2 separate regions of the Mus musculus genome follow, and region 2 is linked to region 1. Evidence: chromatin loops called from intact Hi-C (ENCODE). Cell type or tissue: left cerebral cortex. All regions are shown on one strand.

The links. Hi-C counts contacts between places; a loop is a spot of excess contacts. Peaks named below come from ENCODE experiments on the same cell type or tissue, not always from the same donor. Only the 100,000 strongest peaks of a DNase experiment are listed, where the experiment ranks them.
Region 2: it touches region 1 in a loop (2.0-fold over the local background); 1 of 42 quality-filtered maps calls a loop at or near these places.

What each region holds. Positions count from the first base shown.
Region 1 is chr9:69,643,479-69,651,478 of GRCm38, reverse strand. No RefSeq gene overlaps it. Among named protein-coding and RNA genes, the nearest start is that of Gm31469, 25 kb to the left of the region's middle. In left cerebral cortex, no CTCF peak of the experiment used is centred here; a DNase peak (open chromatin) is centred at 4,424.
Region 2 is chr9:69,945,481-69,953,480 of GRCm38, reverse strand. No RefSeq gene overlaps it. Among named protein-coding and RNA genes, the nearest start is that of Bnip2, 40 kb to the left of the region's middle. In left cerebral cortex, a CTCF peak has its summit at 4,326 (motif pointing left); a DNase peak (open chromatin) is centred at 4,338.

The DNA.
Region 1 (8,000 bases):
TTCTGTGGGATACTGTGCTGGGTGCTCACATTTAGTCTCCATTTAGTGCATTATAAAAGTACCTAGAGCTGGGGATGTAGCTCTGTGGATAGAGTACTTGCCTAGCATGCACAAAAGTCTGAGTTGGAACCCCCAGCTCCACATACACATCACACTCTAGGTATGGGGGTGCATACCTGTAACCCCAGAACTCAGGAGGTGGAGGCAGGATGATCAAAAATTCAAGACAGTCCTAAGCTATATGAATTTGAGGCTATCCTGTGGTATGTAAAAATTCAAGCCAAACATCTACCAAAAGTTGTCATGCCATGACTTTTTTTTTTGACTTACAAAACTTTATTTGTGGACAGTTGAGCAGAGATCATACAGGAGCACTCCTGTACTCCTTCCAAAGTATACCACTAGACAAATATAGTGATGTGAGCCAGACATAGCTTATTTCAATAAAGACCCCATGGGCCAGGTCGATATAAAGCCTTCCTTCAAAGCAATTAAGGGTGTTCCTCCCACTAACAGGAGTCTCCTGATTAAATTTAGGTTCCTCGAGATTTCTTGAACAATCTTAGGTACAAGGGGGAATCCAGCAAATGCGGCTGTTCTCAGCTGACGTCCACCTGGTGAAGAGAGATGGTTAAAAGGAAAATTATCCAATTCATTTAGCTTCCTAATTTATTTAGGTCTTTCTGGTGAGAGGCCCTTTGCATAAGAGACATCACGTAAGACAGATCAACATCAGGGATGGGATGTCTCCATTGATGTCACTGAACCATTGTCCACCATTTTATCTTCATTTTCTGCTCTGATAGATGCTGCTGAGACCCCTTGATTGGTTGTGAAAGCCACAGATTTCCCAAAGCCGAATGGAAGTGTCTTTAAAGATATTGTAGAAATCAATGAGCCATGTGGCTTGTTCCGTGAACTTTTCCCTAGGCTCCCTGGAGCTTCTTTCGGGTCAATCTTTTATCAACCTGTCTATTTCCCAGCATCTTATTATCACATTAAATTGTTGTTAGTTACAAAAGTAATGGGGAAATTTGCATTTAAAATTCAAATAGCATAAAATGTAGAAAGAAGTGGAAATTTCTCTTTTTCTCTATTTATTAATCACTGCCAAAATTGGGATGTGTTTTTCAAACTGTATCTTATGAATTATATGTACTGTATAGGAGTACATCAAGAGTGGGCCTGCCCACTAGGCACCAAGAGGGCCCGATGGCTTAAGAACTTGGTCACTCTTTGAATCGTATGGACCTGCTGGAGGCATGATCCACCACTTCAGATCCAGTGAACTCTGTCTACTGTCTGAATCTGTGGTTAGGCCCACAGGCTCAAAGGGCTCGAAATAACCTCTGAGACCACAGCAGTGTAGACTCTCTGTCCTGCACTGACAACCATATCACCAGAAACCAGAACTCCCCACCCACAGTGGCCTTAGAACAAACACTCCAATCTCTCAGGAGACACTGAACACTTTGGAACAGAGCTTGGGCCCTGCATTCACCTTGGATGCCCCTTGGCTCTAGTCCTGGTTACAGATGCCCTCTGGTACTGCAGAAGTTGGAGGCCTGGTCAGTCAAATAGAAAGACTGCAGACAACTGTAGCAGTTTGGATGAGCATGGCTCCCATCAGTCCATATACTTGAATACTTGGTCACCAGCTCATAGAAATGCTTAGAAATGATTGTTAGGCATGGCCTTGTTGGAGGGGAGATGTCACTAGAAGCAGCCTTTGAAGTTTCAAAGGACTCATGTGATATCCAGGGTTCTCTCTCTCTCTCTCTCTCTCTCTCTCTCTCTCTCTCTCTCTCCCTCAATATTATAGATCAAGATGTGAGTTCTCAGCTGTCCCTTTACTGTCATGGGCTATAACCCTCTAAACCTGTCAGCCAAATTGGACACCTTTGGTCATGGTATATTATCACCATCATAGAAAAGTGTCAAGACAGGAGTTGGCATCAGGGGAAAGGGACATTGCCTAACAGACCTGACCATGCTGGTTTTTTTTTTTAATTTGTTTGTTTTGTTTTGTTTGGAATGTAGAAGACTTTGGTTTAAGAAAGTGGTTGGTTGCTGTAAGCAAAATGTAATGGGCCATCCCAGCAGGAGTATTGGAAGGCAACAGTTTTGAGAGCTCTGGATTGTGGAGTAGCTCAAGTGGTTTCTGAGAACAGTATCAGCAATTGGGCTAGAGACCATTCTTGTTATGTTTTAGCAAAGAATGTGGATGGGTTTTTTGTTGATTTGTTTGTTTTGTGTGGGGGAGGTTGTTTGTTTGTTTTGTTTTGTCTTGTCTTGTCTTTGTCCTCAAACTCTGCCTAAGGCTAAATTGAAGAGTTTGGGACTAATTTTGTTGACAGGGGAAATCCCAGTACAGCTTAATATTGACTCTGTTGTGTGGTTATTAGTACTCATTCCTATGTAGATCTACAATGAAAAAGGGCAAAGAGGACAAAATAATTAGTTTGAAGAGAAAAAGAGTAATTGTGAATCAAGAATGCTATCCCCTGCAACACTATCTTTCAAAAATAGATGGAGAAGCAACAGTATTTTAAGGCAAATACAAATTAAGAAAATTCATGACAACCAAGAAAACATGGCAGAAAATTCTCAGTGGGAAAGTTGTTAGTTAGGACTTCTATCACTATGATGAAACACCATGGCCAAAAGCAAGTTGGGGAAGAAAGAGTTTATTTTGCTTATGTTTCCACATCACTACTCCTCATCAAAGGAAGTCAGGACAGTTTCCACATCACTACTCAAACAGGACAGGAACCTGGAGGCAGGAGCTGATACAGAGGCCATGAAGAAGTACTGCTCGCTGGCTTTCTCCTTGTGGCTTGCTCAGCTTGCTTGCTTATAGCACCCAGGATCACTACCTGTGATAGCACTACCTCAGGGGTGGTACTACTCACAATGGGCTGAGCTTCCCTCAATAACTGATTACAAAAATGCCCCGTAGGCTTGCCTACAGCCCAATGTTACAAAGCCAGTTTCTCAGCTGAGGTTCCCCTCCTCTCAGATGACTCAAGCTTGTGTCAAGTTGACATAAAACTAGCCACACAAGGGAAGAAGGTGAAAAATAGCCTTCTAAATGTGTATACATAAAAGTGCACACTTTATCAAAATTGCAGGTAAATAAACTAGACTTGGGAAAGAAGTACATCAAAATATTATAGTTTCACATATTAAATTTATGATACTATTAACTCCCACAAGTTTCTTTTTTAAAGTTTACTTGCCCTGCCTCCTGATCTACATAATATTTTCAAAGCTACAGAATGTTCCATTGTGCAAATTTATTATGGTTAACTGATGAGTACTTTGTGCATAAAAACTCTATTATCATATGAGTTTTCAAGGTGACTAGATGTAAGACTCTAAGAAAATCAAAGACATCAGCACATATTATCAACTTAGAAACTCAATTAATAGTCCAAAGTGTACAAGAAAATTTTGAAAGAAAATCTGTAAACTTTGTCTGACTGATATAAAGACAAGACAAACCTATACCTTATTTCTAGGCAAAAAATAAAAGACCCTAAATATTGTAAGTTAGTTGCAATAGTTTTCTATAGGAGAGATATTTCTTAAGGAGATGCAGCACACACATCATCACTTTGGAGGCAGTGGGACATGGGGGGATGGAGCTGATACATAGGTGAACTGAAGTCTCATCCAATAGCCAACTTTATTCAGAGCATCAGACAATTTATACTCTGAAAGCTTATCTGAGTGACATTCTCATGAGTTCAAGCTGTCTACAATCACAAGGACAAGTCACACATGGCAAAAGCATGTTTTTCCATACAGGATAGTTTAAATATTTAATTGAATAATGGCAGCAAGTAATAATGAGTAATCTGAAGTAAACCTATCTGCTGAAATATGAAAACACATTCCAAGAATAATTCGGAATTTTGAAGAAACTGAGGTCCCAAGATGCTTGTCTTGGTTTCTCGGAGTGTACTTGGAAGCACCGAGAATTCTCCTCACACGACTCCATTCTTGGACCATGTTCTGTCTCCCCACCTCCACCCCATGTCTGCTCACTTCAGACAGGGAACCCATGAGAGGCCAAAGTCATGACTTCACCAAAGTACAACTTAATGAACTGTTGGGTTTTTACTGGGGTTGCTAACAGGAGTATGGGTAAGGTATCACTTAGAGATGGCTCAAAAAAGCAGCCATCTCTCTCTCTCTCTCTCTCTCTCTCTCTCTCTCTCTCTCTCCCTCTCCCTCTCTCTCTCTCTCTCTCTCTCTCTCTCTCACACACACACACACACACACACACACACACACACACACATACATACACACACACTGGGCAAGGACTTGGCAAGGCTGCAACCCCTAGAGCTCTCTGCAAAGCTTGCAGGCAGCTCCTCAGGTTTGAGATCTCAAACTGTTTAAATAGTCAGAGTCTGCTCCACCCCTGCATCTCCAGCAGCTGTTTGCTTCTTCTATCAAACTAGAAAAGAGCCTTCAAAAATCTTCCACATTTCCACTTTTCCCAGATTTTGTTGACCATCTGAGTCTTCAGAGTCCTGGAGAGAAAGTCTTCATTTGAAGGAAACTGCCCTACCATATAGGAAATCTTCATTTCACCTTGACTAGATTTAGAATCGCATAGAGGCTAGCTGCATGCCTTTGGGCCTGTGCCAGTGAGGTAAACCTGTTAAGGTGAAGGAGTGAATGTAGGTGGCCTCATCTCATGGCCTTGTTTAGGCAGCTATGTTGTTGCGATATTGTAGGCACAGCTTCCTCTTTGTATATAGAAAACACAACTGCACAGAAGACGTCCTCATCCTTTGGTTCTTACACTCTTTCTGCTTCTTCTTCCTCAATGTACCCAGAACCTTAGGTACAGAGGTTTTAGTTCTGTCAACTGGGGCTGGATACATCATGTCTCTGCTTTTAATTAAAATATCTATTTCATTTTCCTATAATATAGTTTCTGATGTTTGGGGCTTTAACTTTTTTTCATCATTTTAGTGATGTAACCTCCTGCTTATGTTGCTTTCTCCCATCTCCTGTCATTTACTGGGTGGATTTTCCTGTGACTATTACAATTTCTCTTCACTTGGCACTTATGGTCTCTCATTATCGTTCTTCCTTGTTTCCCTAAGTGTGAACAGTGAATTCTTGCCTTCTTAAATTCCAAAACAGCTTAGCATTTTTAAAACTACATCCTACAATAGATGAGAGCTTGGAACACTTGACTTACTAAACTTTTTACCACTGAGCTATCACCTAAACTTCATTCCCTGTGACTCTGGTATATGGAAAACAACTTCCAGTGTTTCCTTGAGGCTCAAATTATCACCTTTTTTTTTTTAATCTGAAAATATTTTCATTTTAGTCTCATCTTCCTTTTAAAGGATACTTTCGTTGGCTGTAGAAGTGTAGATCTTCAGCCATTTGGGGGAGTCTCTCAAAGACTGTGTTCATTTTCTTCTTTCTTAGCTTTCTCTTTGAGATAGGAGGAATGCCTTTAAAATTCAAGGATCCTAAAACTAGAAGCATTAAAGAATGATGGTGCTTGTAATTAATGGATTAACAAAATCTTATCATTTATTATATAATAATCTGTGGCGGATGTTTGAGTTATCTTGTGCTGTGGAAATTCTTAGTTGAACATATAGATGAATATGAATAAAGTATTAGGATTCATCTCTGTATTTTATTTTCAATAATACATTAAAAAGACTCTCTACATATTTTGCAAAAACATTTACCCTATTTGATCAAATATTTTCTTGGCCTCTAATTAAATCTGAACATGCTGTTTCATACTGAAATAATGTCATTTTCCATCTCCTCCCTGAAGTTGGGAGATCACTTGACTGTCTGAATAGGTCAAGGTGACCATGACAACTCCAGGATATGAGTTCAGATGGTTTAGAAAGGCTGGCTCTAGGGAAAAATTCCAGAGTTGTGCTTAAGTTGGAGAGAAACTGAGCAGAAGCACCAAGGGTGAAGTGAAGCATTGGGTTCTGATGTTTGGGTATTACTTTGCACAGTGTGTCCCATACAGCTAGGAGATCTAATTTTAAAAACACATTATTGCTATGCTTTTCTTTGTAGATGCAATTAGCATTCTTATGAGTGGAACCAGCAAATGCTAAATTCTTAAACTGCTAATGACTTCCCCAGGCTTCTGATCCTTTGCCATGCACAAGTTCTGAAATACAAAAATATCCTGATGTGTGCTCAACGGTTCCCAATCCCAAGGCTTTCCCACTACTGAAAACAGCTTCTGGAGTGGGGAGCCAGCCACTGGTGTTCATTTCTGTTACTGTGACAGATACCCTGGCCAAAACAAATTTGGAAGATACAGGGTTTATTTGGCTCACAATTCCAGGTTATATCACTGAGGGAAGTCATGTAGGGGGGATCGAAATCATGAACAATGCTACTTGCTTGCTGGCAGGCAGGCTTATGCTCAGCTACCTTTCTGATACAGTTAAGACCACCTGCCTAGGGAATGCAGCTTCCCACAGTGGACTGGTCTCTTACTAATCAAGACAAGTTCCCATAGACCTGCCCACAAGCTTTTCTGAGCTGGGCAATTCTTTGCGATTCTCTTCCCAAATGATTCTAGGTATCAAGTTGACAGTTAAAGCTACACAGGACAATACTTCTGACAACCTTGAATACATTCCAAGAAATATTCCATACTGTTTGTAGATGCTTGAACTTACCTAACAACAGAACAAAATGTGGACAAGGAAGATACATTCAAGATTTGGGATCGTGGATACCTCTAGAAATGGGAATAGGTTGTAAGGGTTGTTAAACTATATTTATAATATTTGATTTTCAACTATGAAGCAGATTTAACCAATAGTGTACTTTTCATGACTACTCTGGAGTCTGTTATTTTACATATCTCTGACTTAATTTATAAATATCAATAAAATTATTTACATATGTAAAGAACAGTGGATTTCAACATTTTAAGATAAATATAAGGTCTTCATGCCATCTTTGTTTTCTAACACCACTCAATGGAAGCCAGTAGGATGGGACAGAGAAAGTGCAGCTCGGTGTGCACATTTGCTACAGCAGGAGCCCCTGCCTCTGGCTGTCAGACCTCACCAGGCAGTGAAGAACAGTCTCCTCGGAAGATCCTCCCCAGATGTGTTTCTTCCCAATGGAGCCCTTGAGGAGCAACAGTTTTGGCTTCAGTTTTATGCTTTATCAAGCACTAACATTATCTGTTAGTTGCGGTGGCTGGAATGTGCTCCCAGAGGACCACGGAGCCCTCTCAAGTCTGAAATAAGATGCCCCACAGCAACATTCAGACCTCATTTCTTTTTCAAACAAGAAATTTAATCAAATCTTAAACTTAAACTCATAGTTGTTTTTCTTTTTAGAAAATTTTATTTTTAAATTACATGTTTGCGTGTGTTCATATGGGACACAAGGCTCCTCTCCTCCCGAAGAGCCCAGCAGAAAGTGTCAGATCCCCTTGAGCTAGCATTACAGGTGGTGACCCTAATGCGCTCTTGGAACTGAACTTAGGTCTTCTGCAAGAGCAATACCTGTTCTTAACTTCTGAACCATCTCTCCAGTCTCAACTTGTGAGTGTTTGTATGAAGCTTCATAAAGACATCAAACAGAGAAAGCTGTTTGGGCAACTCAATGACATTCCATACAGCTGGGAATGCCATCATGATTTATGGTACTCTTTTTCCCTATGTTATCATCATTGCACTAGATCACCAAATAAACAACCTTGGACACCTTAAAGCAGGTAGAATCAAACTGTTCTCTGACTCATTAATAGAATATCATTGAAAAAAAAATCCAGAATAGTAGTGATAGTCCTGGATCTTTCCATGCAGACAGTCCTCCTGTAGCACCACCCCAAGTCTCACCAGGAAGACAAAACAATTCTATTCCGACCCTCTCTTCTGTCTGTTCTTCTCTACCTATTTCCAGACTTCCTGTGATGAGCTAATTAGAATTACACCTGTACAGTGATCAGAGCATGCCCT
Region 2 (8,000 bases), 300 kb before region 1:
CCACAGAGCTCTGAGTTTGGATTGAGATCTCGGTAAGATTTGCAGGTTAGGTTCTGTTGCTCCCTGGGGCACACTTGTCATGACTCTGGATCTCTCTCGATGTGTATTGAAAAGTCCAGCCTCCCATCCAGGGAAAAGACAGCTCAACCCACATTCAAGACTTTGTTTTTAAATACTAGTCTAAAGACAGTGTCAAACTCACGGGGCCAGGGGCTGGAGAGATGACTCAACACTCAAGATGGTGAATTTCTCTCACAGAGGACCCAAGTTTGGTTCCCAGAACCCATGTCAGGCAGGTCTCAACTTCCTGTAACTCCAGCTCCAGGGAACCAGGAATTCTCTTCTGGCCTCTGTGGGCACCAGCACCCAAGTGACAGCCACACAGAGACACATAATTAAAACAAGAAAGGAACCTGGATGGACTTATCAATTGATTGGTTGCCCAGTGTCAGATGGTCAGCCCTGAAAGCATACATTCAGATGACATTACATGAACAGAACAGGTATATGTGTATACACATATATGTATGCAATAACAAATTTTTACTAAAAAAAGAGGCCATGCATTTGAAGGAGATCCAGGAAGGGTTTATAGGAGGAATAAAAAGGAAGAGAGAATGTAATTGAATGATAACCTCAAAACAAAACAAAACAAAAAACAAAACAAAACAAAAAACCAACCCAGCCAGCCAACCAACCAATAACAATAGCAAAACCAACCAACCAACCAAACATATAAATTAAACAAAAACACCTAAAAACCATGGTTAAAAAAAACAAAACAACCCGCGAGTCCAGCCCAGTGAGCTCTTGGTCTTCTCACTTTCCCACTTCTCTATGACTATAGTGTGGTCTTTTACACTCATCTATCAGCTCATACATTGTTTGGCTTGATGAATGCACACTCAGTGCACATGTGGCCTCTGAGTGATGAGGAGAAGATGCACAGGTTGCCAAACAGCTGCCTCTGTCTTGTGGTGCTGTCTGACCCAAGCAGAAAAGTCCCAGGACTACTTACGCTTCTCCAAACTGCGGGATGCAGAAGAAAGACAGAAGGGAAAGAGGGTCTGGAGATGGGCTCAGCCAATGAAGGGCCCAGAACACACATAAAAGCTGGGTGTGTACTGTAACCCTATGACTGGGAGGCAGAGACAGGCAGATCCTGGAGCTCACTGACCCGAAAACCCAGCCCCATTAGTAAGCTTCAGGACGAGGAAAGACCCTATCTCAAAACAAAAGAAAAAAATCGTGGGTGGTACTGAGCAATGGCACCGTGGTTGTCCTCTGCCACCCCACCCCTCATATAAGCATGCACACATGCACCCTTCTGCAGGGAACACAGCCAACCAGCCAGACACACACACACACACACACACACACAGAGGGGGGGGTCACCACCTCTACTTTGTACTTGGTGAAGGACATGCTTCAAGAATGGCTGGGAAAGGCACGAACACCGAGCAGAAATGTCGATCCATGTACAGGATTAAGGATGGGGCTTGGGGAAAAAGAAATACTGAGTCTGAGACATGGCAATTGCAACCAGGCAAGGGAGGAAGATGCAGGGTGAGGCTGGGAAGCCAATGAAGAGGAGAGGAGTTACACAATGGTGCTTAGGCCATGCTAAGGGATTCTATTGTGAATGGGGTTGGAATTCATTTAAAAAAAATTGAAATGGGACTGGGGAGACAAGTACAGAGAGCCACACAGGCTGATCCTTCACCAACAGACAGAAGTGGCCTGAGACAGGCCAATTGGAGGCTGTTACCAAGTAAGGGAAATGTTTATAGTTCAGGTATGATTGCTAGTGAGGAAAATGGAGAGAAATAAATGGATTTAAGATATTGACGGTGCTGGAGAGGTGTGGATGCTGGGCAGGGATGCAGTAGAGGAAGGCATTAGGGAAGTCTACTGGGTCTGCAGCTTGGACATCTCAGTGTTTGGTGATATGAATCCCCGGCAGGACAGGGAACACAACAGAGGGCCAGCAGCCATGCTGTCACCGCAGGCACTTTCTTTGTTGTGTTTACTGTCATAAACAAATGATACATTGGGGGCTCGGGCTCTTCCCCATAATGATGACAGATGAAGGGGTCAAAGCCACTTTTCAGCAGTCTCTGAGAGAATACTGATTTTTCTTTCCTGAATTTATCAATATAAAATGTGCTAATGGATATTAATATTCGATCAGTTGGGTTTGCATTTCTCACCAACCGCCAGGAAAGCATCATGACCCTCTTAGATTTTCAATGGATAAAACATGAATTACTTTAACAAATTTCCCCTTGCAATGTCTTGATTATGTATTCCGACGAAAGAGAGTGTATTTGTGAACCATCATGAACAATAATAATCACAATATATTTCAATTTATGGACACACAAGCCTGAAGGCCTCCAGGCATTTTCACAGACAACAACTAAGAGAGTACCTTGTCATCAAACAAGCCAATATGCCCAAATCAATAGATGCTAGCATTGTTCTGTAAATAAACTTCTGTCCTCAGAAAGCAACATTAAAGAATTGCTACACATCAACTATATATGTGTATATATAGAATATAATTCAACAATTCATCTTATCTTGAAATATTCTATAGTTATACAGTCTATAGATTGGAAGGGGCGTGGGCCTCACTTCTGTTACTTTACCGAGTAGCTGACACCTGTCTTACCAAGTACTACCTGGCCATCTTTTGCTAGCCTCATCCAGGAAAGCATCAAAGAGTTGGGGAGGGAACACGGAGGCAGATTCTTGGATCCTGCTGGCCAGCCAGTTTAGCCAATCAATGAGCATAGGGCTCAGGGATCATCCCTGGGTCAATGTATATATTATATTATATATTAAATTATGTATCATTATAATACATAATATATATATAGAGAGGAGAATGAATGAACAAGACACCTAATGTCTACCTCTGGCTTCCGCATGCACGTGTACTTGTATGCACAGGTACACACACACACACACACTCCACACATGGACACAAACAAACAATTTTTTGTTTTGTTTTTGTTCTGTTTGTTTTTCAAGGCAGGGTTTCTCTGTGTAGCCCTGACTGTCCTGAAACTAGCTCTGTAGACCAGGGTGGCCTTGAACTCAGAGCTTTGCCTGCCTTGCCTGCCTCTGCTTCCGGAATGCTGGGATTAAATCCTGTACCACCTAACTCTCTCTTTTTGTCTCTGTTTCTGTCTCTGTCTCTGTCTCTCTCTCTGTCTCTCTCTCTCTCTCTGGGCCCTGAGAAGACACTGTGCCTCCACGGTCAGGGTGGCAACAATGGCGAGCTCTGCTCTAGCCATTGGTGTGTCATTTGAAATTCTGACCCCAGAACAGCTTTTTGCCAACTTTGTAAGCTACCAGGTGTCTCTTCTCTGTGAAGTATTGTAGAAATTATTTTATGCTGACCTGGGGTTTCCACCCAGCCTTATCACTCAGTTCCTGGAAAAACACTCACACAACCTTTATATTTACAAAAAGGCTCAGACGGCACAAGAGCTAGGCAGATATCTACCCTTTATGCTATTAGAATCTACTTTCCTATCGATAACCCTGAGTCATTACTTATTATGTTTCATTTGGACTGCTCTTAACTCCAATTGGTCAGCCCTCAGGGCCATGTTTTCATGACTCACCTAACCCATGGTGCCTTCCAGGGCCATGTTTTCATGACTCACCTAACCCACGGTGCCTTCTCTCTCCCCCTTCACCTTCTTTTCCCTTTGTGGTTCTCTTCCTACTCCCAAACTCAGGAACCCTAAACCCCTCCTACGTCTTGTCTGCCTAGCTATTGGCTGTCAGCATCTTTATTTACCAATCAAAAATAACTCTTGGGCAAGGTCACACAGTGTCATTTGGGTCTAAGTGTTGACTCTAATCTCTCTGGGACAACCAGTTTTTGGGGACCCAATGTTAGTATTAGAATACAAGCAGCATCAGGCCAACCCACTGCAGTGAAGAACACTTCAGCTATGCATCGCTAGCTTCAACAGTTGCCAGCCTCATGCTGTTTTCCTTCCCTGCATGTGTGTGCTGTTTGTTTTGTATTTTACCTCTTGAAAGTTGTGTGTCTGAGAGCTGTTGACTTCTGGCACATTATTCCTAAAGGATTCGGCAGGTACCTCCTCCTCAGGTAATCTCCACAAACTGTGAGTCTGCAATCAGGCCTAAAACAACCATTCTATCCCAGCACCTGGCAAGTGCTGTCCATACTGCATTCTCCCAGCCAGAAGATACCTTTTTCAAGGCACTTGTGTCTGCCTGCCTGTATGTGGAACCTAGAGGCCAACCTTGTGAATCAGAACACCATCCCTTTCAGACAGCGCCTCCTGCTGGCCTGGAGCAGGAAGTACTGTCTGAAAGCTGCTGTCCACCAGGCTCCAGGGACTCACCTGTCCCTGTTTCCCTTGTGCTGGGATCACAGGTGCACAGCATTACCCAGAGGTTGTTCGTTTGTTTGTTTGTTTGATTGATTTGGATGCTTGGATCAAACTTGGATCTTCCTGCTTATGATTCAAGCAATATCTATCTATCTATCTATCTATCTATCTATCTATCTATCTATCTATCTATGTCTGAAACAAGATCCAATCTGTGCTTGTTTGCAGTTCTGTCTCTTTGAGACATGTCTAGTTTTTATTTTTAAAGACTTATTTTTGGTGTGTGTATGAGTTTGTGTGTCTGCATGTATGTCTGTACAGTGCCTGTGGAGGCCCAAAGAGGCTGTAAGATCCCTTGGAACTGGAATTACAAATACTTGTGGGCATCCACGTGGATACTGGGAAGCAAACCCAGGTCCTCTGAAGAGCAGCCTGTGGTCTTAGCATCTGAGTCATCTCTCCAGCCCCTATTTCTAGCTTTTAAACATTTACTCATAGTGTTGACTATTTGAAGGCAAACCATTATATACTCTTCATATTAGAAATCCCTCTGGGTGCTTTGAACTTTATTCTCCTTCCTTGTATTCTCTGTAAGACTAAAATTAGGGGTGGATGCCTGATGAAATTCAAGTTAGTATGTTTTGGATGAGCATATTCCATAAAGGAGTTGCACACATGATATATTACTGAGGCATCCTGCTGTTAATGGCACTGAGTTTGGTCACTTTGTCAGGAGCGTCACTCCATTGTAAATGGAACCTTTCCCTTTTACAAATACTTCTGTAGTAAATAATCTTCATTTGTCAGCAGTCAATATCCCCATTCCCCCAAATCTTCCACATTACAGTGTGAAGACCTCCTGGATAAATTGACATGGCAATATCATATACATATGTATGTGTATGTGTGTGTACATAGGTATATATAATTCCTATATTTTGAAGTTAAAATATATTTACATTTCCTCTCCCTTTTCTCCCTCTAACCCCTTCCGCATATCCTATTATTGTCCCTCAATTTGATAGCTTCGTTTTCTTTGATTGCGTGTGTGTGTGTGTGTGTGTGTGTGTGTGTGTGTGTACCTCCTCATAAATACTGTTCAGTCCATACACTTGTATGTATGTTTCCAGGGCTGACTTCTGGCATTGGATAACCAACTGGGGTTCTCTTCCCTGGGGAAGACTATTTCTCTCACTCTCAGCATCCCTTGTAAGCCTGTGTTCTTTGTCTAGGGTCAAGGCCCCATGAGATTTTCCTCTTCTGGGTTAGTATGTCTGCTGATGTTGTTTTTGTTTGGTCTAGTTTAGACAGCCACACTTATGAGACTTTAGGGGTGTAGTTACTCTGACATTTCTAGCAGCCACAGCATCACAGCAACCTCCCTGTTCCTCTGGCTCTTATGCTCTTTCCTTGTGCTCTCTCTTCCTCTATGATCCTGGAGCCTTCTCTGCAGGAGTTGTATTGTGGGTGTATCATTTGGGACTGGGCACCCCACCATCACTCGCTCTCTGCTGTTTGATCAGCTGTGGGGTTTGTTTTGTTTTAATGGTCTCTATCTGTTGCAGAGACATTTCTTTGATGAGGGAAAGGTAAGACCACCATTATCTCTGGGTATAAGGTGCTTTCTTTCTTTCTTTCTTTCTTTCTTTCTTTCTTTCTTTCTTTCTTTCTTTCTTTCTTTCTTTTTAAATAGACTCACTTTCTCCTTTGTCAGCCAAAATGAGTTTCTGTCGTAAGCCACCTTCTATCAGTCAGAAGCAGCAAAGAAGAACAAGGTCAGAAGCCTGGAGAACAGGTTTGGAATCACTACTGTGTTACCCTTGGCTGAACTTGATCCTTGGTGGTGGATATAAAGCATCCTTGGTTGGATATTTCCATGTGGGTCTCTCACTTCTGTCTTCTATTTTCCAAAGTGGTGTCTGGAAAGAAATGAAACATTACACACTGAAAGTCTGTCAGCCGGTGATGGCTAATGACACCTCATATGGAAACATAATCATCCATAAATTTATATATTTATTGACCCTTTTGTATACTCTATATCTCTATCTATGGTTTTGTGTGTGTGTGTGTAAGTATGTATGTATGTATGTATGTGTCTTCTGTGTATCATCTGAGTATCTATCATCTTCCTATTAATCATCTATCATCAATCACCTGTCTATCCATCTATATGTTATCTACCATCAATGTGTATATGTGTCATCATCTGCCATTTATGCATTATCTACCTATCTATATATCTATCATCAATCACCTATGAATACTTGTATCTATCATCTTCCAGCATTTGTCTCAACCTATCAACTATTTATATATCATGTTCATATATATATCACCAATTATCTATGTATGTATTATCATCTATACATATCTCATACATGATACATCTATCATACATATTTCTATCTATATGCTGTCTGCCTGCCTACCTATCCATCTATCCATCTATCCATCTATCCATCCATCCATCCATCCCTCTCTCTCTCTCATCATCTGCCTATCTATCTATCTATCTATCTATCTATCTATCTATCTATCTATCTATCTATATCTTCTATCTTCTCAGATAGTCATTCCATGGAATGGGAGGTCATGTGTAATAATATCTGTGTAGCAGGTGAAGAAATTGAGACACTAAGTGTCCAGGTTAGTTAGCCAAGTATATGGTTCATTCATGGCAGAAATAGAGGAAAGTTTCTCACTTCAGAGTCATTGCTCTTTACCATAATTAAGCTGTGTGAAGAACAGTTATTTAGAGCTGTCATAAAGCAAACAGCATGTCCAGTCCAAATACATCTCAGAATCTCTCTTCAGACTAGTGTTGGTATGCAGCATTTCTCCCCCTGCAGTTACCAGCTCACTTCTAAGCCATCAGCCCACAGTTGGACCAGTAAATAGCTAAGTGTCCAGGCCTCACCAGTTTGTGGAGGTTTGTGGAGGTGACTCCCCCAGGACCTGCGCCTGATTACCACTTCCCGTAGATTCCTTCAGTTATTAGTGTAATTGATGTGTCACGGGCTTCATCTGTGATTTGTTGTGGGCTCATTGATTAACAAGGGGTTGGCAGAGCCCAGTGTTTTTCTGCTGTCTTCTTAGCCAGGAATGTTTGTTCAGCAAATAAGAAGGCAGTAGTGGGGGCTGCAGCCCAAGTTGGTAGAGTATTTGCCTAGCATGAAGCCCTGGGTTTGATCTTCAGCATGGCACAGGCTGGCTCTGGTGGCACATCTGTAATCTCAGCACTAGGGAAGTGAGGGAGGAGGAACAAAGGGTCAAGGTTACCTTTGGCTGTAAGACATTTGGGCCAGCTTGGAATATGTGAGCCCACATGTCAAAAGGGGAAAAGCGGGGATCAAGGCAAAGAGATTGTGTCTTGTGCTTCTCTCTCTTTCTTTCTTTCTTTCTTTCTTTCTTTCTTTCTTTCTTTCTTTCTTTCTTTCTTTCTTTCTTTCTTTCTTTCTTTCTTTCTTTCTCTCTCAGTGTTACTGAACCAGCCAGGGCTGGATTTGTCTGCTGGTGCTTGGTGGGTTCCACTTAGTCTCCAGGGGAACCATTCCAGTTTTATTTTTTTAAAAAGGATGATGACGACGATGATGATGATGGCGGTGGCAGTGGTGGCAG